Linked DNA regions of Homo sapiens: all the other regions are linked to region 3. Evidence: chromatin loops called from intact Hi-C (ENCODE). Cell type or tissue: PC-9. All regions are shown on one strand.

Evidence for each region. Peaks named below come from ENCODE experiments on the same cell type or tissue, not always from the same donor. Only the 100,000 strongest peaks of a DNase experiment are listed, where the experiment ranks them.
Region 1: it touches region 3 in a loop (6-fold over the local background); 12 of 110 quality-filtered maps call a loop at or near these places.
Region 2: it touches region 3 in a loop (14-fold over the local background); 41 of 110 quality-filtered maps call a loop at or near these places.

What each region holds. Positions count from the first base shown.
Region 1 is chr18:9,718,022-9,726,021 of GRCh38, reverse strand. All of the region lies in intron 1 of RAB31 (RAB31, member RAS oncogene family), which reads right to left. Among named protein-coding and RNA genes, the nearest start is that of RAB31, 14 kb to the right of the region's middle. RefSeq lists a silencer at 3,157-3,216. In PC-9, a CTCF peak has its summit at 3,200; DNase peaks (open chromatin) are centred at 3,121, 6,221 and 6,491; H3K4me3 peaks cover 839 bases; H3K27ac peaks cover 3,267 bases.
Region 2 is chr18:9,768,426-9,776,425 of GRCh38, reverse strand. It overlaps RAB31 (RAB31, member RAS oncogene family), which reads right to left. Exons shown (of 7, transcript NM_006868.4): 2 at 1,069-1,148. Among named protein-coding and RNA genes, the nearest start is that of RAB31, 64 kb to the right of the region's middle. RefSeq lists an enhancer at 5,012-5,061. In PC-9, CTCF peaks have their summits at 4,602 and 4,803; no DNase peak of the experiment used is centred here.
Region 3 is chr18:9,571,633-9,579,632 of GRCh38, reverse strand. PPP4R1 (protein phosphatase 4 regulatory subunit 1) reads left to right here. Exons shown (of 20, transcript NM_001042388.3): 10 at 2,442-2,569. Among named protein-coding and RNA genes, the nearest start is that of PPP4R1, 39 kb to the left of the region's middle. RefSeq lists enhancers at 4,382-4,892, 4,893-5,403. In PC-9, CTCF peaks have their summits at 3,799 and 3,999; a DNase peak (open chromatin) is centred at 3,942; H3K27ac peaks cover 2,876 bases.

The sequences.
Region 1 (8,000 bases), 150 kb before region 3:
GATCGAAGACAAAAAGCCAACCACATAGAGTTATTTGAGGACTAAATGAAATAACATGAGGACAGTTCACTGTAAACTGTAAAGTGCTAAACAAATATATTGTTGTCGCTGCTGCTGTTGGTATTATTATAAACGCATTTGAGCCTTTTACTGCCATCAAGGTGAGACCATCTCTGATACTGGACTTTGCCTCTGCACATCTCATACATTCCCAGAAATGACAAACAGTTACCTGTAACTCCAAAGAACCTGACCAGGACCCTAACATTGTGGGAATTTGCATGTTTTCCTTCCACGGAAATGCTTCAAACCTGGTTCAAATTATTCAATAAAATTATTAAATTATGTTTTTAATACAAGACCCCTTATTTTTAAAAAGTCCATTCTATCAGACCAGTGGTGCTCTCCCTACTACATGCCAGTTTTGAACAAATAATTTGTAACATATAACAATAACAAAAATAACTGGTTTGTGGCACAGTTAAGTTATTATGTGCATTGGGATTTAGAATCATACAAAGCTAGTTCTATTGCTCGAAGCATCCTTTATTAGCAGTCAGTCCTTGAGCATGTTACTTAAATCCCTGTGCTGCAGTCTCTTCATTAGCAAGATAAAGATGAGAATAGAACTTGCCCTTATAAGCCTATTAATGTCATAATTTATGTAAAGCACTTATTCAGTAGGGTAGATTAAGGATGATCACAAATTCTTGCTATTCCTCCCATCAAGAGGTGGAGTCTAATTCTCCTCTCTTTGCTTCTGGGCTGAAGCAAAGCATTTACCTTGGTAAAATGCTTGATCAATAAAATGTGGTAGAAATGGCATTCTGGGATCTGTGAGGCTAGGTCAGAAGAAGTCTTTTAGCACCCACCTCCCAAGGCTCTGGAACACTTGCTGTGAACTCAACCAGCCACCATATGACAAGACTGGCCACCCTGAGACTCCATGCTATGAGGAAGCCCAAGCTACCCAGGTAGAGGGGCCACTTGGAGAGAGTTGCTTGATTAGCACCCAACCGACCCAGCCTGCCCGGTCCGCTCACCAGACAGGTAAGCAACAAAGCCTTCAGATAACTAACCACTGCTCATCTGAGCCCAGTCAACCTACAGAACTGTGAGAAATATTAACAAGTTGTTATTTGGAGCCACTGAGGTCAGGGTAGTTTGTTATGCGGCAATAGGTAGCAAACACTGAGCACAGTCCCTGGCACATGAGTTATACTCAGTACAAGTCTACGTGCTTAGGATTATGGGGCTATTACCTTTTTCAAACACTAGAACAATTACAAGCTCATCTGCATAATGACATCCTTCTTAATCAAAGGCATTCTGAAGCGCTTCCTTAAAAGAAAGGCGTGCATTCCAGGGCTATGTACCAATCCTTCTCAATCATTCCTGATGTTGCCGAGATTCACAGCAGAAGCAATTACAAATTATTATAGTGCCTGTGAGTCTACAATTACTGTTTTTCTTTCACCCACGGATATTTTTAATAAGGAAGAAGCCAAGGGCATATAAAGAAGGCACAAGTAGAGTGTAACTACTTTGTTCATAAGCACAAATAAGAATGTGCACATCTGGTTATTTGTGACACAACAGTTAAGATTAACAAGTCAGAAGCAAAGCGCTGATGCAAATGAAGTGTCCAGTCATGCAATTCTCATTAACAGTAGCAACATGTGTAAATCAGTACATTATGTGAAGTATCATTTCAATAATAATGTTTTTTTTTTGTTTTTTTTTTTTTTTTTGAGACGGAGTCTCGCTCTGTCGCCCAGGCTGGAGTGCAGTGGCGGGATCTCGGCTTACTGCAAGCTCCGCCTCCCGGGTTCACGCCATTCTCCTGCCTCAGCCTCCCAAGTAGCTGGGACTACAGGCGCCCGCCACTACGCCCGGCTAATTTTTTGTATTTTTAGTAGAGACGGGGTTTCACCGTTTTAGCCGGGATGGTCTCGATCTCCTGACCTTGTGATCTGCCCGCCTCGGCCTCCCAAAGTGAATAATGTTTTTTAAATACTTATATTTTGATTATACAATATTACACACTAGGTTCTTGCTATGCTTTAGATGTAGTCTGTTTGTCCCCACCAAAACTTGTGTTGAAATTTGATCACCAGTGTAATAGCGTTGGGAGGTGGGCCTCGCGGGAGGTGTTTGGGTTATAGGGATGGATCATTATGAATACACTTAATGCCGTTCCACTGGGGTGGGTGAGTTCTGACTCTAGCAGGAATGGATTAGTTCCAGAAACAATCGGTTGGTAAAGAGTCTGGCTTATTTGGTTTTGCTCTCTTGTATCCTCTCTCACCATGTGATCTCTTTGCACACACCCACTTCGCTTCCACTTTCTGCCATGAGTGGAAGCAGACTGAGGCCCTCACCAGATGCAGCTGCCCCGTCCTGGACTTTCCAGCCACCAGAATCGTGAGCCAATTTCTTTATATATTACCCAGTCGCAGGTGTTCTGTTACAAAACACAAAATGGACTAAGAAAATTGTCTTGCTAAGATTAATCTATGAAAAATAATATATATAACTCATCTTTTTAAATAGAGGTATTTTTAAAAATTTTTATTTGCCATATTTACTAACAATTCCCTAACAAATGAATTGTTTTGGAAGATCTTGAAATGACTGAGTTCATTATTCACATGCTCATAAAAATGCTTTTACAGGCCAGGCACGGTGGCTCACGCCTGTAATCCTAGCACTTTGGGAGGCTGAGGCAGGGAGATCACCTGAGGTCAGGAGTTTGAGACCAGCCTGGACAACATGGTGAAACCCCATCTCCACTAAAAACACAAAAATTAGCCGGGCATGGTGCCACACGCCTGTAATCCCAGCTACTCGGGAGGATGAGGCACAAGAATTGCTTGAACCCGGGAGGCAGAGGTTGCAGTGAGCCAAGACCACACCACTGCACTCCAGCCTGGGTGGCAGAACGAGACTTGGTCTCAAAAAAAAAATGCTTTTATGAACAAAACCTATTGCATTCTTTGCTTTATTTTGCAACACAGACTTCTGAGGTTTCAATAGTATCTGCATCTAGTCATGGGAGTAGCTAGGATTTGCAAGGTTGTCTATTAGTTGTGTCATACCAGAAAAAGTAGTAAAACTGTAGAGCTGAGGAATTGCATCTTGGCAGACACTGGCCATACCTGAGAACATACCTCCATCTTCCACCTGGTGGTGCCACAGGAATGCAGCCTTCCTTGTCCTTGTCCAGAGTCCTGCCAATACTGTGACACTTCGTAAGGGAACAGATCGGTTCCATCAGTCCCTGGATAATCACAGTGGTTAGAGCAGGGTTTCTCAGGCCCCTTTAAGACTCCACATACTTTCATAAGGGGAAAAACAATCTCATGGACCCTGAGGTAGTCATTAACTATTCCACTGTATAAATATACACAAATAATAAGGGTACACATAAACTGTGCTATTCTGAAACTACAAAATAGACACAGATACATTGATTAAATACAAATTAAACTATAAAGCCAACGACCTTCCACTTGACATTAGTTTCACATGATGAACAGTGTTGCTCCACTGTGGCTGGATTCCGAGGTACGCATCATGCACCATGTCATGGTTTAATTCCCTTGTGCTCCATACACAGTCCATCAGCAACGTTTGTCAGCTCTACCTTCAAAACACAGCTTACATGGGATCATGTGCACCACCTTGCTGCTACACTCTGGAAGTCACCACCGCTCCCATGTTCCTTCTGCATCCTCCTGTGGTCAGCCCTCACACAGCTGCCAGGGCAATCTCATAAAAGCTAAGTCAGATCATGTCCTTGCTCTGTACCAAAACCTTAGCAAGCTCTCTCACTTGATTCCAAGGAAATGCCAAAGTTCCTACACCAGCCCGCAAGACCGCGCCTGATCCAGCCCCAAACCTCCCTGACCTAACCCCCTTCTACACCCTCCTCTCCCTCCCTTCTCTTTCCTGCCCCAGTCACACTGCTCGCCTGCTGTTCCTCAGACTCACCAGGCACATCCACCCTGCTCCAGCCTCACAGACCTCTCTGTCTGGTGGCACACATGGCTGCCCTGAGTACTGTCTCTTTGATCTTCACTCAGATGCCTCCTTTCAGAAATGCCTTCTCAAGCCCCTACCTGAAACCACACTCCTCCCAACCAGCATGCCCAGGGCCCTTCCTCACTTTCCTTTTCTCCACAGCACCCCTCACCATCTGCCACACTCGGTATTTGTGCACCGCCTGTCACCCCTACTAGAATATCAGCTCCATGAGGTCAGGGACAGTCCATGTTGTTACCTGCTATTCCCCCAACCCCTAGAAACTGCCTGGTATACAGCAGGCACTCAGTAAACACCTGCTGCATGTGCTGCAGAATCACATGGTCTTCACATGGCCCCAGTTATTTCTTTTTTTTTTTTTTTAGATGGAGTCTCGCTCTGTCAGCCAGGTTGGAGTGCAGTGGCGCAATCTCAGCTCACTGCAACCTCCACCTCCCATGTTAAAACAATTCTCCTGCCTCAGCCTCCTGAGTAGCTGGGATTACAGGCATGCACCACCACACCCAGCTAATTTTTTATATTTTTTGGTAGAGACAGGGTTTCACCATGTTGGCCAGGCTGGTCTGGAACTCCTGACCTCAAGTGATCTGCCTGCCTTGGCCTCCCGAAGTGCTGGGATTACTACAGGCATGAGCCACTGTCCCCGGTCGACCCCAATTATTTGTATACTAACTCTACATCGGTTATTTTCTCCTTAGCCAGTATTAATGACGTTAACGTTGTCACACAGAATTCTGTGACAGGATGATGACCTGGAAGATACAGGATATACTTTTATTTATTTTTCAAATAACAGCACACAGAAAACAGATATGCCACACACAGAAAACCTGTAGAACCCTAAGACGGATAGACAGGCTCATAACTTTCCTAGACCCCATTTTGAGGAATAGGAAATCAGAGAATGGTGAAAAAGCCCAAATATCACCCCATGAAGAGGTCACCATTCCCCAAAAGGAGGTGGCTGCCCTCCCATGATGGACCACGGACCCCAGAGAACGACCTGCACAGGTGAAAGCACAGCACTACCTGCTAAGCCAAATCTGCATCCTGTTGATGCCAGACCTGTCATTTCACCGAAGCTATAAACTCAAACTGCAAGACCCCTTTATAATCGGACCTAGAGTCACTTTCCAATTTCATTACCAGTGTACCACTTATTTCCAGTAAGAACCAAATGGATCTCGCCCTGTCAAGCATCTCCTTGTCCCCTGCAACACATTTTGCAGGTTTTAACGAAATTACACAAAGTAATACATGCTCACTAAATAAACCAATACAGAGAAGCAAAAAAAAAAAAAAAGAGAAAATTACTTATAGGCCCAAATCTACCCCCCGCACCAGGCAGGTAACCACTCTGACACCGAATCTTGGGGAACCTTCTCCCTGTGTGTGTGTGTCTCATGTAAGTGAAGCCACTCCCACCGGCTCCCAGACACGCCCCCTCCGCACCTCACCTGACATCAGCCCTTCTTCTGGTTCATTAGCAGACACCACACGCTCTCCCTGGTCACCCCAAACTCCACCAGCCCTCACCTTCTGAACATCTGGCAACTAAGCATCTGGCGATATCCCACTGGGATGTCTGGTACTGTTACCTAACTTTTCCCATGTACGCCCTAGCAGGCCAAGGACATTGTTAGACTGTAAACCTCAAGGACAGAAACTACCGCATAGCACCCATGTAATACAACTTTGATAACTAAAGATTTCAGGCTGGGTGTGGTGGCTCACGCCTGTAATCCTAGCACTTTGGGAGGTCGAGGCGGGTGGATCACTTGAAGTCAGGAGTTCGAGACCAGCCTGGCCAACATGGCGAAACCCCATCTCTACTAAAAATAGAAAAATTAGCCGGGCATGGTGGTGCATGCGTGTAATTCCAACTACTTGGGAGGCTGAGGCAGGAGAATTGCTTGAACCCAGGAGGCGGAAGTTGCAGTGAGCCGAGATTGTGCCACTGCACTCCAGCCTGGGTGACAGAGCAAGACTCCATCTAAAAAAAAAAGGTGAGCCTGGCCAGGCTTGACGGCATCCCTGGCAGCACCCTGCTGTGCCCCGCGGCTTGCTGAGTGCCTGCTGTGGCACGGCGGGAAGGAGTTTGGCACACTCCCACTGAAAGGGTGGGAGCAAGTGAAAAGCAGGGTTAGAAACACTTTCCTGTAAAAGCGAAGCCTTGGATGCCTCTTTCAAGGAGGTCGGGCTGATGACTCATCGTGTGAAGTGGAGAGAATAAGAAAATAAATTAAAATGATGGAAGAAAATGATCCTGCAGGGGCAGAAAAAAAGCAGCGACATAACAGAAGAAATACAGGGCAGGATGGTGAGGTTGACATTGGTCCTAAAATATAAAGCCGTCCTCCGAACGTGAAACAAAAGACAGAAAAAAAAGAAGTTAAATGAGGAGGTGAGTGTTACAGAAAAGGAGGGCAAGCAGGATGACTTATCTTTGGCTGTGGGATTACAAACAAACTAAAGAGGAGAACAAATAGGATATTGCCAGCTAATACAATGATGTGTCATTATTAAAAAATGGGATTAAAGCCATCATCCTGTATTCCTCACCTCTACAGTCTAAAACTACAACAGCATGTATCATTTCACTACTAGATCATTTCCCCTCCCTCATAATTAGATCAAATTTATTTATTTATATATATATATATATATATATATATATATTTTTTTTTTTTTTTTTTTTTTTTTTTTTTGAGACAGAGTCTTGCTCTGTCACCCGGGCTGGAGTACAGTGGCACAATCTCGGCTCCCTGCAACCTCCACCTCCTAGGTTCAAGTGATTCTCATGCTCCAGCCTCCCTAGTAGCTGGGATTATAGGCGCACGCCACCACGCTCAGCTAATTTTTGTATTTTTAGCAGAGAGGGGGTTTCACCATGTTGGCCAGGCTGGTCTCGAACTCCTGACCTCAAGTGAGCCACCATCCTTGGCTTCCCAAAGTGCTGGGATTACAGGCGTGAGTCACCATGCCTGGCCTTCAAATTGTAATTAGCATGCATCACTTTATGTTATGGTCTGAATATTTGTGATCCCCAAAATTTGTATGTTGAAATCCTGACCTCCAAAGTGACAATACTAGGAGGTAGAGCCTTTGGAAGGTGATTAGGTCAGAAGGCTAGAGCTCTCATGAATGGGATTAGTGCCCTTATGGAAGAGGCCCCAGGGAGCTCCCTTACCCAATGGGAAGACTCAGTCTGCAACCCCTTAGAGAGCCCTCACCAGAACCTGCCCGTATTGGCACCCTGATGGTGGACTTTCAGCCTCCAGAACTGAAGGAAATACATTTCTGTTGTTTTTCAGCCCCCAGTCTATGGTGCTTTACTATAACAGCCCAAAAAGACTAAACTACTTGATAATTTAAAAAATTAGCTCTTTAGAAGTTTATTATGAAAGTTCAGAAAATAAGGCTGGTTGCAGTGGCTCATGCCTGTAATCCCAGCACTTTGGGAGGCCGAGGCAGGTGGGTCACCTGAGGTCAAGAGTTCAAGACCAGCCTGACCAACATAGTGAAACCCCATCTCTACTAAAAATACAAAATTAGCCAGGCATGGTGGCGCATGCCTGTAATCCCAGCTACTTGGGAGGCTGACGCAAGAGAACTGCTTGAACCCAGGAGGCAGAGGCTGCAGTGAGTCGAGATCACACCACTGCACTCCAGCCTTGGTAACAAAAGCAAAACTCCATCTCAAACAAACAAACAAAAAAATTCAGAAAATATTTTAGCTGCTAAAATGAAGTATAAATTAACTACGTAGTATTGATGCCATGAGATGAACTTTAAAAAACACTTTCTAATCCCAGCACTTTGGGAGGCTGAGGCAGGTGGATCACTTGAGCCCAGGAGTTCAAGACCAGCCTGGGCAACGTGGCAAGCCCCATCTCTACAAAAGAAACCAAAAAAATTATCCAAGTGTGGTGGTGGGCACCTATAGTCCCAGCTAC
Region 2 (8,000 bases), 200 kb before region 3:
TATTCCCTGCCATGATTTTTCTCCACTTCTGATACACTCTCCCATTCTCAACAATCCTACAGGTTTCCCAAAACATACAGACAAAGACATACATTGCCTACAAAGACTTGATATCTTCAGGGTGAAAAATAAGCAGAGGCCACGTTCTAAGAATGAAAAAGCAGGCACTTCCCGAACAGCAGAGCCAAAGCACACGCGGCCAAGGAGCCCACTGGAAAGGGGAGATGAACAGGAAAACAATTTTGCATCCCAAGCTCAGGAGAATTTAACAATGCACTTCCACCCCTCCCCACACATGACAGTGGAAATGCTGGCATTAGATAATTCCAGAAAAGGGGCTGGGCGCAGTGACCCATGCCTGTAATCTCAACACTTTGGGAAGCTGAGGCAGGTGGACTGCTTTCAGTCAGAAGTTCAAGACCAGCCTGACCAACATGGTGAAACCCCATCTCTACTAAAAATACAAAAAAATAGCCAGGCATGGTGGTGCGCACCTGTAATCCCAGCTACTCAGGAGGCTGAGGCAGGAGAATCCACCCTGGAGGTGGAGGTTGCAGTGAGCCAAGATCACCCCACTGCACTCCAGCCTGGGCAACGTGACAGAGCAACACTCAGTCTCAAGAAGTAAAAAAAAAGATAATTCCAGAAAAGGAAAGTCAATCTGCTCCACAGACTTTGCAGACAGTGCTGAGGTACGGGTGGATGGCATTTTCAGGGTTTATTAGCAGGCAACTTAAAGCAGAACTATCAGGGGTTTGCTCTGCATATCGTCTTCCAACTGGAAATAACGCCAAGATTTGCAGAATAATGCTCTCAGAGATCAAGGAAATGACCTTAGGAGGTAGCATGAGGAAGGCTGACTAGGAAAAAAAAAATGACCGACAGGGACAGTAAGCCTGGACACATACTCAGAAGTCCCTGAATTTCTGTCGGTCTACAGCTGGGATTGATTCTCACTGGCTGGGATGAAAACTGTGGCCCTGCCTGAAGGCTCAGGCACAGACAGAGTGGTCATTCTGATGCCGTGAAAGGAAGCAACGCGAAGGAGAATGACATACAGGAACTTACCCAATAGTAGGGCTGATGTTGTGGTCAAAGTGATCCTGGACAAATCGACACACGATGCTTGATTTCCCAACCCCAGTGTCCTAGGAAAGAATGAGGATACAACCGTGAAGATGAAGGGCGGCAACTCACAGGTTGTGAGGTTAACTGACCTCACAGATTACCAGAGGACACGACTGGCTATTTCTGGTTGATGAGACTGGGAGAGGGAGTGGGGGGATATTTTCTTCTATTTCTCACCAATATTTTCTATAATAAAATTGTATTGCTTTCACAGAAAGAAAAGAAGTATGGTAAAAATCAGTTTCAGAAACATGTCTGACATGTATACAATATTTAACCAAAAATGAACATGTTCACTATGGATGTATTTTCAGAAATTCTGAAATCTTGGGAGGGCTCTAGAGAAGAAGTACGTGAACATACCACATTGTTTGGGCAGAAACAGAATTCATTCTGTTCAAAACCTTGCATTCAAAAGACACGTAATCTGTTTCTCTAGGCATCACCCTTTAAGACCTATTAATTCTAGTTTCTATGTTTCTAGCATTTTCTCTGTAGAATCTGATGGTTGGGTAATAACTTCCAAATTTTGCTTAATTATATAATGGTCTTGTCTCAGTTCTTTCTCTCTTAAATAATTCTTTAAAGCTGATTATGACGAGGGTCCAATTACACACTGGAAATTCAATGCACGCATTTATATCCACTCCCTTCCAAAGCCCTTGTAAAGTGGTTTAAGAAATAAAAGACACAAATTCACAAAGTCAAAGAGATAGGAGAAGAGACAACACCAGACAAGTGATATCAACAAAATCCAGGAGGACAAGCGGTCCCTGAGAATGAAGAAGCTGAAACCAAACTGCTGGCAGGGAGAGAAGCCAATAAAGAAGCAAGTCAATTCATGCCGCAGAACCTCAGGAAACATCAAGCAATGGAGGGCTGAAAACAGATCAGTTGAAAGGCCACACAACAACATACCCTTGGAGCCCCAGGCCACATAACCAGGGTCAGAGCTTTACTCTCCAGGAAGCCTGCATCGGACGGAGCTGGGCTTGGGGACATCAGGCACAGGTAAGGGAGGGGCCAGGTGCTGTTCACCCTAAGCTGGATAAGCCCACACAGAAGCAGTGAAGGCTCCCCTTTAGGTAGGAGAAAAAAAGCTCTAGAGTTCCCGATATTTGGGATCCCCTAACCAAAGGCCATGTGTGCAGCAGTTGACAAGCCCCAATACAAACAGAGCTTTCAACTTACATTTTTAACTTTTTCAATATAATCACTCACTAAGAAATACCTGACATTTATATGCTCCCCTCCACACACACACACACACAAAACAGCAGGATGTTATTTTAAAAGATCGTTGAGAATACAACCAACCTCTTAGAAATTTAAAATATGGCTAGGTGTAGTGGCTCACACCAGTAATCCTAGCACTTTGGGAGGCCAAAGCAGGATGAACACTTGAGGCCAGGAGTTCAAGGCCAGCCTGGGCAACATAGCAAGACCCCTGACTCTACAAAAAAATGTAAAAATTAGCCGGGTGTGGCGACATGGGCCTGTAGTCCCAGCTACTTGGGAGGCTGAGGCAGGAAGATGGCTTGAGCCCGGGAATTCAAGGGTGCAGTGAGCTATGATTGTGCCACTGCACTCAGCCTGGGTGACAGAGTGAGATTCTGTCTCAAAAAATATATATATTAAAAATATGATGGCAGAAATTAAAATTTCATGGAGGAGTTAGAAAATAAAGTCAGGAAGTTGCCCCAAAAGTAGAAGAAAGTAGAAAAAAGCATCTGCCCTCAATTGTTAATGGCTGCTGTTCTGAGACAGGCAGGAAGGGCAGAGGACACAGGACCCAAGGCTTTATCAACACCGATCGCCGTTGCCAACATGTTCCTACTGGAAGGATCGTGGAGGCGTTCTGAAAACTATACACAAAACGGGAACAAGTGATTTATCGAGAGAATGAAAAAATAGCTGATTCAGTTCTCTTACATTAAAGGTATAAATTTGAAAGCCAAAAGATCAAGGATGAAATGTTGAAATTCAGAGAAATGTGGTTTTCTTCAGACACTGAAATATGAAGTGGGATTTGAAATACCAGTTGGCAATCTGAATTATTTTTACTCCTTCTCAGCCCTGTGTTTGGGGGACAATTCCAGCAAACCTGGGGCAACAGGGGACTTGGCTTTTAATACTCATCAGAAAACCCCTCTCCAGAAGGTCTCGCCTCCCAAGGAGAGCAGCCTGCACTGACCCTGAGCCCTAACAAACACAGCACCAAAGCTGCTGTTTATCTGCATCGTGCAAATCGATGCACAGAGTTCAAAGAGGTGACGGCAGAATCAAAACATCAGCTCCTGAGATGCCAATTGATGCCGCTGCTATTTCTGAGCTGCACCTCAAGTATGGATTCTGGCTCATGTTCCCTCGCAGTCCCCCAAACCACAACTCTTTTCATCTCAGTTGTTCTTAAGACCCCCTGTGGAGGAGCAAATCCTTGCCAGACTGTAGCCCACGTAGCCCCCAAGAAACTGGACACTGAGGAACTGTGACAGCCTGCCCTGCCCTGCCCTTGAAGATTAGGAAATTGCCCCTTACAGCAGGCAGCACACTTTCATGAGGCCAGCTGATTCCTACAAACTGCCAAGGAGGCAGGGTGGGGACCTCTCCCCAACACCGACCACGCTCATTTCTACCTTTCTCCATCACAGTTTAGGAATTCTCCTTCTCAGGGCTATTCCATTCAATCGTTCATTCACTCATTCTTCACTCGCCCAACAGGCATTCCCCAAACCCTCCCTTTCCCATGCCAACAGCAGGCTAGACCCCATTGGCGGGGAGATACCATTCCACCCTCCCTGGCCTCCAGGAGTTCTTAAGCAGGGCCAGGCACACGGCAGGAGGACCAGCACACAGTGGTGATGGGGCTGCCCCACCTGTGGCCCCTCTGAGCTCAGGAGACAACTCCTCGATTTGCTCCTTTTTTTCATTCCTTGATACCCAGGCTTACCCTATCACCCAGTGACAAACCTCGCCTGGTTTCTGTGTGCCCCGGGGCCTTCCTCCTTAGGCTGCAGGTGCTTGCTCAGTTCCCTCACGTGCCCCTGGGGCACAGGGCTGAGGGTGCATCTTCTCGGTGGGGGCGCTGGTCTGAAAAGCACCCCTTTGGAATCTATCATTTACTCTCCCAAGGGATGTGCTCAAAACAATGGACACAAGTCTCAAAGCAGCCAACAAATCAATCCTGCAAGGCCAGCCCCAAAACGCCCTTGAAGGCGGAAAAGGGAAGAAGTCACTTGACAATGCTCAATGTTCAGCTTTACTCATCATCCTCTACAAAGGGCTCAAGCGTCAACGCCAACTTGTCTGAAGAGTTACAGCAGCAAGTCTGCTCAAATTTAGATATAAGCACTGATTTTTCAAACAACAAAGTCACTGTCTCTTTATTTTGAAACATTTTAACTCTCACCTCTTTTAGAATGCACTGTCAAATGTACATTCTTACACACTTGATAGGAAAGAAATAACAGGACGAAAGGATAGACAAAGTTTTAGTTTGTCTCAGAAAGGGAAACATTTCTGCAAAGAACACCACCATCGAATCCTCTCTGACCCGTGGCTTGGGACCGCTCAAGTGGATGCAGTTCCCGACCTCCAGGGGCGACTGCTGTTCCTCGGCTGGCCACCAGGGGCACACCCTACCCGCGGTTTGCTGAGGACAGGCCAGGAGCCAGGCTAAGGAGTCACTCCGCGCTGGGAATGCCCTTCCCCGCAGGAAACTCGCTAGGGCTGTGACACACACACAAGGAAAGTGCCAGGGTAATAGTGGCTGTCGCATGTGAAGACACAGAGGTAGGACTCAGAAAAGAGAATGAAGCCTACTGGGTGAAGAAGGAGCCTTGGAAGAGAGAGACAGGATCAGAGAGGCCTGTCTTTAGGGCCACACTGACGGAAACCCATCTATGTATATATTATTCCATTTCGTAAGATTCTGAGAATACCACAGGCCGTCTTGTCCAGTCCCCTCGTTTTGGTAAAGAGGAAACAGTGTGACTTCCTCAAGGTCACATAGCTGGTTGGTAGAGTCAGAACCAAACTCTTTTGAGTCCTAGTCAAAACCTCTTAAGGCTCTCACTAGGTTAAATCAACTTCCCTGCTAAGTGTACATTTTTCCTTTATTTTTTTAAGAGAGAGGGTCTTGCTCTGTCACCCAGGCTGGAATGCAGTGGTGCAATCATAGCTCACTGCAGCCTCGAACTCCTGAGCTCAAGTGATCCTCTCGCTTCAGCCTCTCCAGTAGCCGAGACTACAGGTGTGCACCGCCACACCCTGCTATTTTTAAATGTTAGGGGTTTTTTTGCAGAGACAAGGTCTTGCTATGTGGGGCAGGCTAACGCAAACTCCCAGGCTCAAATGATCCTCCGGCCTCAGCCTCCCAAAGTGCTGGGGTTATAGGCTTGAGTCACCACACTGGCCTAAATTTCTCAAAAAAAAAAAAAAAAAAAGTCAAATTTCTAGAACTCACAAGTACTTTACTAGTGCTTTCTGGTTTCACGTTGCATAGCTCAAGTTACTCATAGCCTGACAGGCTCTGAAGATAGCCGCTGCAGCCTTAACAGTAATGAAAGGGGCTCAAATTATTGACTGCCGGGGAGACATTAGAATAAACCCGATTCTGACTCCAGAACCTGAAATAAAGTACAGTAAAACCCTACCTGTGGGCCAGATAGTGTTTCATTGTATAATCATTTGTATAGTCGATATCAGAGACGTACTCATGCCCAGCAATTGGTTCCATCTACTTCCTGGGAAATGGATCCCTCATATGAGATTCCTCTCTGAGAACAACCACTTATTCTGAAATGACAACCCCTGCTGTTTGAATTGTCACACTTATTAATCACATGTAAATCTATAATTATGAAATCAGGAACCACAAAGTTTTGGCTGCTGCCACACAAAACGCTAGGCACCACCAATCTGTGAAAACCAAGCACTAACACTTGATTCATTCCTGGACTCCTGCAACGGCCTTCAAGCTTCCTATCCCTCCAGATTAAGAATGATACCTCCCACTACAAGGAGGAGCTGCTAACATTCCTTTTGAAACTATTCCAAACAATAGAAAAGAGGGACTCCTCCCTAACTCATTTTATGAGGCCAGCATCATCCTGATACCAAAACCTGGCAGAGACACAACAAAAAAAGAAAATTTCAGGCCCATATCCCTGATGAACACCAACGCAAAAATCCTCAATAAAATACTGGCAAACTGAATCCAGCAGCATGTCAAAAAGCTTATCCACCACAATCAAGTTGGCTTTATCCCCGGGACGCAAGGCTGGTTCAACATATGCAAATCAATAATCGTAATCCATCACATAAACAAAACCAATCACAAAAACTACATGACATGATTATCTCAATAGATGCAGAAAAGGCCTTTGATAAAATTCAACACGACTTCATGCTAAAAACTCTCAATAAACTAGGTATTGATGGAATGTATCTCAAAATAATAAGAGCTACTTATGACAAACCCACAGCCAGTATCACACTGAATGGGCAAAAGCTGGAAGCATTCCCTTTGAAAACCGGCACAAGGATGCCCTCTCTCACCACTCCTATTCAGCATAGTATTGGAAATTCTAGCCAGGGCAACCAGGCAAGAGAAAGAAAAAAAGGGTATTCAAATAGGAAAAGAAGAAGTCAAATTGTCTCTGTTTGCAGATGACATGATTGCATATTTAGAAAACCCCATTGTCTCAGCTCAAAAATCTCCTTAAGCTGATAAGCAACTTCAGCAAAGTCTCAGGATACAAAATCAATGTGCAAAAATCACAAGCATTTTTATACACCAATAATAGAGAGCCAAATCATGAATGAACTCCCATTCACAATTGCTGCAAAGAGAATAAAATGCCTAGAAATACAACTTACAAGGGATGTGAAGGACCTCTTCAAAGAGAACTACAAACCACCACTCAACGAAATAAGAGAGGACACATACAAATGGAAGAACATTCCATGCTCATGGATAGGAAGAATCAATATCGTGAAAATGGTCATACTGCCCAAAGTAATTTATAGATTCAATGCTATCCCCATCAAGCTACCAATGACTTTCTTCACAGAATTAGAAAAAATTACTTTGAATTTCATATGGAACAAAAAAAGAGCCCGTATAGCCAAGACAATCCTAAGCAAAAGGAACAAAGCTGGAGGCATCACGCTACCTGACTTCAAACTATACTACAAGTCTACAGTAACCAAAACAGCATGGTACTGGTATGAAAACAGATATATAGACCAATGGAACAGAACAGAGGCCCCAGAAATAATGCCATACATCTACAAACATCTGATCTTTGAAAAACCTTTGAAAAACAAGCAATGGGGAAAGGATTCCCTATTTAATAAATGGTGTTGGGAAAACTGGCTAGCCATATCCAGAAAACTGAAACTGGACCCCTTCCTTACACCTTATACAAAAGTTAACTCAAGATGGATTAAAGATTTAAACCTAAGACCTAAAACCCCAAAACCCTAGAAGAAACCTAGGCAATACCATTCAGGACATAGGCATGGGCAAAGACTTCATGACTAAAATACCAAAAGCGATGGCAACAAAAGCCAAAGTTGACAAATGAGAGCTAATTAAACTAAAGAGCTTCTGCACAGCAAAAGAAACTATCATCAGAGTGAACAGGCAACTTACAGAATGGGAGAAAAATTTTGCAATCTATCCATCTGACAAAGGGCTAATATCCAGAATCTACAAAGAACTTAAACAAACGTACAAGAAAAAAAAACCCCATCAAAAAGTGGGCAAAGGATATGAACAGACACTTCTCAAAAAAAGACATTTTTGTGGCCAAAAAACATATGGAAAAAAGTTCATTGTCACTGGTCATTAGAGAAATGCAAATCAA
Region 3 (8,000 bases):
TTGAATCCACAGAACCTGTGGATACAGAGGGCAGGCTATATATGCTGCACCTGTCTGAGAAAAATGTGTATCTTATGCCTATTTTACACACACACACACACACACACACACACACGTGTAAATCCTATGCCTATTTAGGTGCAAAAAAAAGACAAGATAGTCTTTTGTCCGAACAATGTTAAGCCATTTGGGGAAGGTTATAATCTACTGTATTGTCCCTTCTCAAAAGTTAAAATTGAATTAAAAGTTAATTTTATTTCTGAAATTCGTTAATATTTATTCTTTGAGTGACTTGTGGGTTTTTTAGTGGTTTCCAGAACCTTTGTTTAAAGTCATTAGTTGTTTATTTCTTAAAGTCATTGAAACTAGTAAAAATAATAGCTTAAAATCACTTTATTTTGAGGAATAGCTCAAAGTAGAAATATTTTTATAGTGTTGGAAAATTACTCAATTACAGGCAGTGGGATGTGTTGGAGAGTTAAAATTGGACTTCAGTCCTGATTTCATTGTAACTATAGGGTAACACTGAAGAAGTCATTTTATTTGGATTTCAGTTTCTGTTTTTGTGAAATCAAGGAGGTAGATTAATAGTAGGATTTAATTAACTTATTAGACACTGTGATCTCTCTCCTCCACATTAAACTTTTTTCATTCTAATCTAACAACAAGCTAAACTAATGATTTAGATAAATTAAGTTTTCTATGTCCTTTATTGGGAACAAGCTCAGAGATTTAACAGTATTCAGAGAAGATTAAATTCGTGCATACAGCGTTAAAAGTGACCTTTTATCCTTTTATGGAAGTAATGTTTCCATAATGTTTCGTAAGTAAGTGACTTACGAAGGGGAGAAAAACCCTTAGTTTACACACATACAAGCTATTCTTTTCCCTCTCATGCATATAATTCTAGCCTTTTTAAAAAATCAATTGAGTCATTTTTTATGTATGCTTCTCCAAGAGTAGGTAAATACTAATAATAGATATCTCTACATTTATTTGCTTTTGTAAAAATCATGCTTACTATATAATTATTATCTTAAACTTGAAAAAGGTATTATTATGCTTTTTTTTTTTTTTTAAAGAAAAGAAATGCTAGCCAGGAGCAGTGACTCACACCTATAATCCTAACACTTTGGGAGGAGGAGGTGGGAGGATTGCTTGAGGCTAGGAGTTCAAGACCAGTCTGGGCAACATAGCAAGGACTTGTCTCTGCAAAAAAAATAGAAAAATTAACTGGATGTGGTGGCACATGCCTATAGTCCCCAACTATTCATGAGGCTGAGGTTGGAAGATCACTTAAGCCAAGGATTTTGAGGCTGCAGTGAGCCATGGTAGCACCACTGTTTTCCAGCCTCCACAGCAGAGCAAGAGCTGTCTCAAAAGGAAAAGGAATGCTAAACTTCAGGGAAATTGGTGTGTGGCAAAGTCAAGGTTTTAGTAACATACCAGTTTCCCATTGTTGTTGCCTTTGTCCGATTGTGTCCATCCTTCCATAAAACCTCTCATTTTCAAATGTTTTAAAAATTCCTGATTTTAAAAATAATACAGAAATACGACATGAAGTGGAATTCTATAACTTCTTTATCACCCCTCCTACATGAGACAGTCATCAAGAACAATAGTATATGCTTCAAGATCTTTGTGACATACTTTAAGTTAACATTATGTTTCTGGTACGTCTGTCTTGCTTCCTTCTAGTGAACAAATTAAAGTCTTTCCTACCTGAAAACATTAAATGTATTTATCACATTTTGTTGGCTTTATTGATTTTTATGTTCTTTGTGGCACTCTTGGTTTTCCTTATTCTTTTTGTTCTTGAGAACACAGCAGGACCTTCTTTAGTTTTGTTCTATGCAAATGTTTCATAGTATCTCATACTTAGATTATCATGGTTCAAACATTCAAGAGAGGATAAAAACAATTGAAAGTAAAAAAGAGCAAATAGGGGTTTGTTTGGGGTTTTTTTTTTAGACAGTCTTGCTCTGTCACCCAGGCTGGAGTACAGTGGTGTGATCACGGCTCACTACAGACTTAGCCTCATGGGTTCACGCGCTTCTTCCACCTCAGGCCCTGCCGAGTAGCTGGGACCACAGGCATGCGCCACCACGCCCTGCTAACTTTGGTATTTTTTGTAGAGACTGGATTTCGCCATGTTGCCCAGGCTGGTCTCAAACTGCTGGACTCAAGCGATCTGCCCAGCTCAGCCTCCCAGAGTGCTGGGATTACAGGCATGAGCCACTGCGCCCAGCCAGAGAAAATAGCTTGTAAGAATTTTTCAGTCCTAGCTAAAGTTCTGAATCTGGGCTTCCTTTAGAAAAGCTTCATTATTATCCTAAACATACTTCGGCATTTGAAAGTAGATTATTAAATATACATAATGTGTGCGTATATAATTCTTTTTCAAAATGATTCCTTTATTATTGTCCTTTTTATCTTCCTAGGTTCGCCAAGCAGCTTTTCAGTCTCTGGGACCTTTCATATCTACTTTTGCTAATCCATCTAGCTCAGGCCAGTATTTTAAAGAAGAAAGCAAAAGTTCAGAAGAGATGTCAGTAGAAAACAAAAATAGGTATAATTTTGAAACCATTTTCTAATTTTAAAACCTTGTTTTCTAATTTTACTGCTTTTAAACATTATTTCCACTATTCTGCAACAAATGTTATTTTTTGATAGTTTGCTATTTCTCTTGAATATAAAAATTGGTGAATATTTTTATAGAGCTTTACTTTAAGCGCATTTGTTTGTTAAGTATCTCTTTGGTTGGTTACATATTGAATGAGTAGATGCATGTAACACAATTAGCTAGATGCCTCGCACATAGGAAACTCTAAATGGTAGATTATGACTTTTAAAAAATGTTTATTTAGTACATTATTTAGTCAATCATTCATTGATATCTACAATATACAGGGTAATTGTTACACACTGTGTAGTATTTGGGTTTTTTTAAATTTGTTTTTAAGGAGTAAAACTTAATTTAGGAATATGTTTTATTGTCCTTTTCTGTCAAATAATTTAGTTGCGCATCTTGGATTCTTTGTCAATGGTGATTGTAATCTGTCAGTTAAAGGAGAAAGCCAGTATATTAGCCAGTATATCAGTTTTAAGTATATCAGTCTCATAAGGAAACCAAAGTTTTAAATAAAGCTTAAAGAGTCGGCTGTGATTTTTATTTTTAAATGTTTTTGCATTGAAAATTTTCTATTAAATTTAAATTTTAAAAATTTATTATAATATATATTTAGGGGAAAAACTAATTCAAGCCTAACTTACTAGTATGCGGGAAATGTACACAAACTTTTACAGTTATGCACTTGAAGTAATTTTAGTACAAATATTTGAAACAGTCCCTGCTATAATGCTTGAGTTACCATAGTGTCTTTTCCCTCCCTTGTCATGATGCTAATGGACATTTTCTTCTGTAGGTCTTGATACTGTGCTATTTGCTTTCTTGGTGTTTTGATTTGGCAGTTCTTCTTTCTTCTCTGCTGCCTTGTTTTACCTTTTTGCCCGTTCTCCTACTGTCCTGCTGAATAGCCAAACAAACCTGAGGTACTGTTTTTTGTAAAGGAAGAAAATCACTCAAACCTGTCTTCCTAGCAAGCAAAGTCTGTCAGTTTTTTTGAAAACAGGTGCTGCCAGGACTTTGACAAAAGTGATGATGGTGGGTGGGGAATGTTATCTATTTTTCATTTTTGAAATCAGCATACTTAAAAAATTACCTGTTTATACTGAAGACTGTTACATAACTTCTGTTTTAAAATCTGAAATGGGTCTAGTAAGAAACTATAAATTTGCAGAGAACTGTATAGGACGAGCTGGTAAACTTTCTTCTGTTTCACAACTACTCACTCGGCCTTTGCAGTGTATAAGCAGCCGTAGACATTACATAAATGGACAAGCTTGGCTGTGTTCCAGTAAAACTTCACTGACCTCAACAGTGTGCCTATCAAGGCCATGTTTGCCGCCTACCGGTGTGTAGCATTACTGCAATAGCTATTTAAAGGTAGTTCAATTCCTTGATTCTTCTTCCATTGTAATGAGGTATGTCTTAATGTCCAGGCAATACTACTTGTATTGCTGATCTTCAGTAATATTAGAGCTTATTAAATTATGTTAATGATATGGTAGGGGAAAGAGAGCATTCCTGGCTAAGGAAGGAGTTATGTTAAATATTGTAAAAGCTTTTGCATAGTTTGACAAACTATAAAGAAGTAGTCCTATATATTATTAAATCTCAGAACCATTAGTTTGTTTGCCCTCCCTTAAATAGCACAGTGGCATTTGTTTTAAGCTGTCTTAAACTGTTGTGGTATTAAGATTGATTGATTGATTATGCAAAAGTTAACTGAGCACCTCCTATGAACCAGAAACTGTAAATGGAAAGATAGAACTTCGTTCCTGTCCTCAAAGTTCTCTCAGTTTCTTAGATTCAGGTTTTTCAAACAAATGTCTTACAAAGTAAGCAAGTTTTTGGCAACATATTTCCACCACTGTTTATTGTATAGTGTTTCATCTGACCCTAGAAACATTTACTATCACTTTATTACTCTTTGAAGCATTTATTGATTCCAAACATCTGACTTACACATCAGATCTTTCACTCACCCTGGATCAGGCTGTTAATGCTTCTTTGAAAGTGCTGATAAAGCCTACTTCTCAGAAGCAGAGTTGAAATACTCAAATCTGCATTTTAAAAGTATGTAAAATAAGCATTCGTTATCACATTGTTCTCTGAATGCACCATGTTCTCTTAATTCTCCCTGTTTTTGTACTTGCTGCTCTCTGGGAAGCTTCTTGTTCCATCCATACCCTCGTTTAACAAAGTGCTGTCTTAGATGCACTGAGTTGTCCAGGAAGTACAGAGCTTTTGTCTTCATCATCAGTAGCGCTGTAATGAGAGCACTATTTTAATCCTATCCTTTTGGCTACATATTGGCATCTATCATCCAGTAGCCTCCCGGCCATGCAGTGTGGCGTCCAGCTCCTCCCTTTGTCTCCGCTGGGCCTGGCCCGTTGGTGCACATATTAATCCTGAATGAATTATTCTAGGGAAATATGGATTTGACCTCAAAAATCTGAAGTAACTAAACCACTTTTGCTGGATTTTTCCAGTTTAGCTTAATGCTAACTATATGAAAAAAAATTATTAGCACAAATTTGGAAATATTTCATGAATGCTAAAACTTCATTGAGTTAATTCACAGTACTTGGAAGGTATCCTGGAGCGTGTTTGCTTTTATCTCAGGATACAATACCTCTTTAGCCAGATGTTCTACAAGTCATTTTCTCCTTGAAATACCTGTAATTAATTTTCTAGGCCCATAGTCTCTACTAAGGAACTCTGAAGATATTAATTATAAACTTATGTAGGCACAAAAAGACACTTAAGATTCCTCCTTAAGTAGGTAGTTTCTGGACTGTCCTCTGGTGCTCTTGATACCTACGTCTCTTAGGAGACAGGATAATTCCCATTATACAGAGTCACAAAGGGCCTCAATTTTCAAAAAAAAATTTGTCTTGTACAATAGCATTTCAAAGTCTGACAATTAGGAATATCAGAATTTTAGCATTGAACAGCTTGATTTTGTATTGACTATTATACTTTACCAGGAAAAATTAGAATTTAGAGAATTTATACTTTCGACATTTTTGAAGCCATGCATGCTGTAGTTCTGTCCACAATTTAATACTGTACTAGGGAAACTTTGTCTTCTAGTTTCCTTTTAAAAAAATCATTCTAAGAGTTTTAAGTTTGGACAAACTAACAAGTTTACATTTATCAGACAAACAGTTATTTGACCAGTCATTCTCCGTTCATTTTTGCAGCTGAGAATATTAAAATTTAATTTTAACACCAAGGTGAGCTAGTGATCAAGGAACTTCAAGGCCCTGTAATTCCATCACTTTAGGAGGCTGAGGCAGGAGGATCGCTTCAGCCCAGGAGTTTGAGGCTGCAGTGAGCTATGATCATACCACTTTACACCAGCCTGGGCTACAGAGCGAGACCCTGTCTCTTAAAAAAACAATAAACAAAACAGAAGTTCATTGTATTTATTAGATAGTACATACGAGGTCTTACAAGTTTTACCCATTTGCTCTTCTCTTCCCCCTTTCTGAACAATATCTTATTATAATTTTAAAATTTTAGTTTGAATGATTTCAGAAATTTTGCAAGGATATCACAAAGAACTTCATATATCCATGTAGATTTTCCAAATACTGTTTTACCATATTTGCTTTATTCTTTTTTTCTGAACTCTTTGAGAATAAGTTTTAGACATGATATTCTTTTTACCTTTTTAAAATACTATGTATTTCTTTAAAACACAGATGTTAATATATAACTGTAGTCCAGTTACCAAAATTAGGAAATTAACATTGATACAATACTGTTAGCTAATCTAGCCTTTATTGAATTTTACCAATTGGCCCACTAATGTTCTTTATAACAAAAGGGAAAAATACATATTTTTTAATATGGACAAAATGGGAAATACATAATTCATAAACATGTAGAAGACACATTTATTTTGCATAACAGCACTAGCTTCAGGAGCTCCTTTGGAGTGGGAAAACATCTTACAGGTTATCTAGGCCAACTCCTCATTTTTATGAATAAGGAATAAGTGAGGAATCCTAGAAGTCCTTAAAAGGTTCAGAATTTTATATTAACGTAGTGCCAGTGCGAGAGTAAGAACGTTAAAGTCTGATTTCTTCACACTTGTAAACAATTGTATTATATATGCATACTGTATATTTTGTAGTTATAAGAAGAAAAATACCAGAATTTAAAATGCAGTCACAATGTGTTATGTTTTCAGATGACTTACGTATGTTTTTGTTCATCAGTATTTTAAAAAATAATCACCTGTTTGTGAAAATAATGGTTTTGAAAACAGCATTATGATGAGAGGGAACTTCGTAATTTCATGAGAATGTAGATGGTGACTGTTTAAGTGGGAGCTCACATAGGCATTAACATCACCCTCCTTTTGCACAGTCCTTTTAAGTCTCCTGTTAAACATCTTTTATTGTGTGTATTTAAAGGCACACAGATGCTTTTTCCTGTATTCATCTTACAAATTTACCTACATATTCAGCCATCCTTATTTCCCTTTCATGTTTCTTGGGAAGCAAGTCTCTTCACTGTTTAATCTGTTTTGCTGTGTTTTTGAAGCCCATATTCTTTCCTCTTCTCAGAAAGACATTGCTTTATCAGTTATTTCATCAATCTCTGTGTCTCCAGTTCTTTCATCTCTTCTAACCTATTTTCCTCAGCCTAAAAATATGCTCATCATTCTTTTATACAGGAAAAATGCCTTCACTCTTTGTTATTCTATGCAGTTGTGTTATTCTTTATTAATACTTGTTGCCTCCGCATATGTCAGCCCCACACATCTTTCTGAGTTGATGACCTCCACCTCTGTCTCAGTCTTTACCTCTTTCTCATAGATAATCACCACCTAGAACCCAACGTGGATAGCTAACTCAACCTCTTTCAACCTGAACCTGTTAGCTTTCTTGTGAAACTGTTTTTGTTACCTGCAGCATGCAATAAGTGGAAAAGTCCTGTTGATTTTTGCTGCTGTTTGAATGTGTTCTTCTGTAGTCCTGGAGACACTGCCTCCATCAGAACATCATCACTTCTTACCTGCATGTCTGTAATTCCTGCCTCCTATCTTACCTCTCAACTCATTTTCTACACTTCCTCCAGAATGGTCTTTCTAAAACAACAGATCTATTAACAATTTCCTTACTACATGATTTCCTGTAGTCCAGGATGAACTCCGGAGGTCTGCTGGTCTGGAATACAGTGGTTCATGTGATATCTTTCATCCTTGTCATCCATCATTTCCTCATTGCTGATTCCTGAATGCGTCACACCTTTTCTGCCACTCCGGCCTTTGCATGTCCTGTTTCTCCTTTAGATGCTTTTTTCTTCCCCTTAGCCCCATAAACATGTATTGGTTCTTCTAAGCACAACTCATGTCATTTCC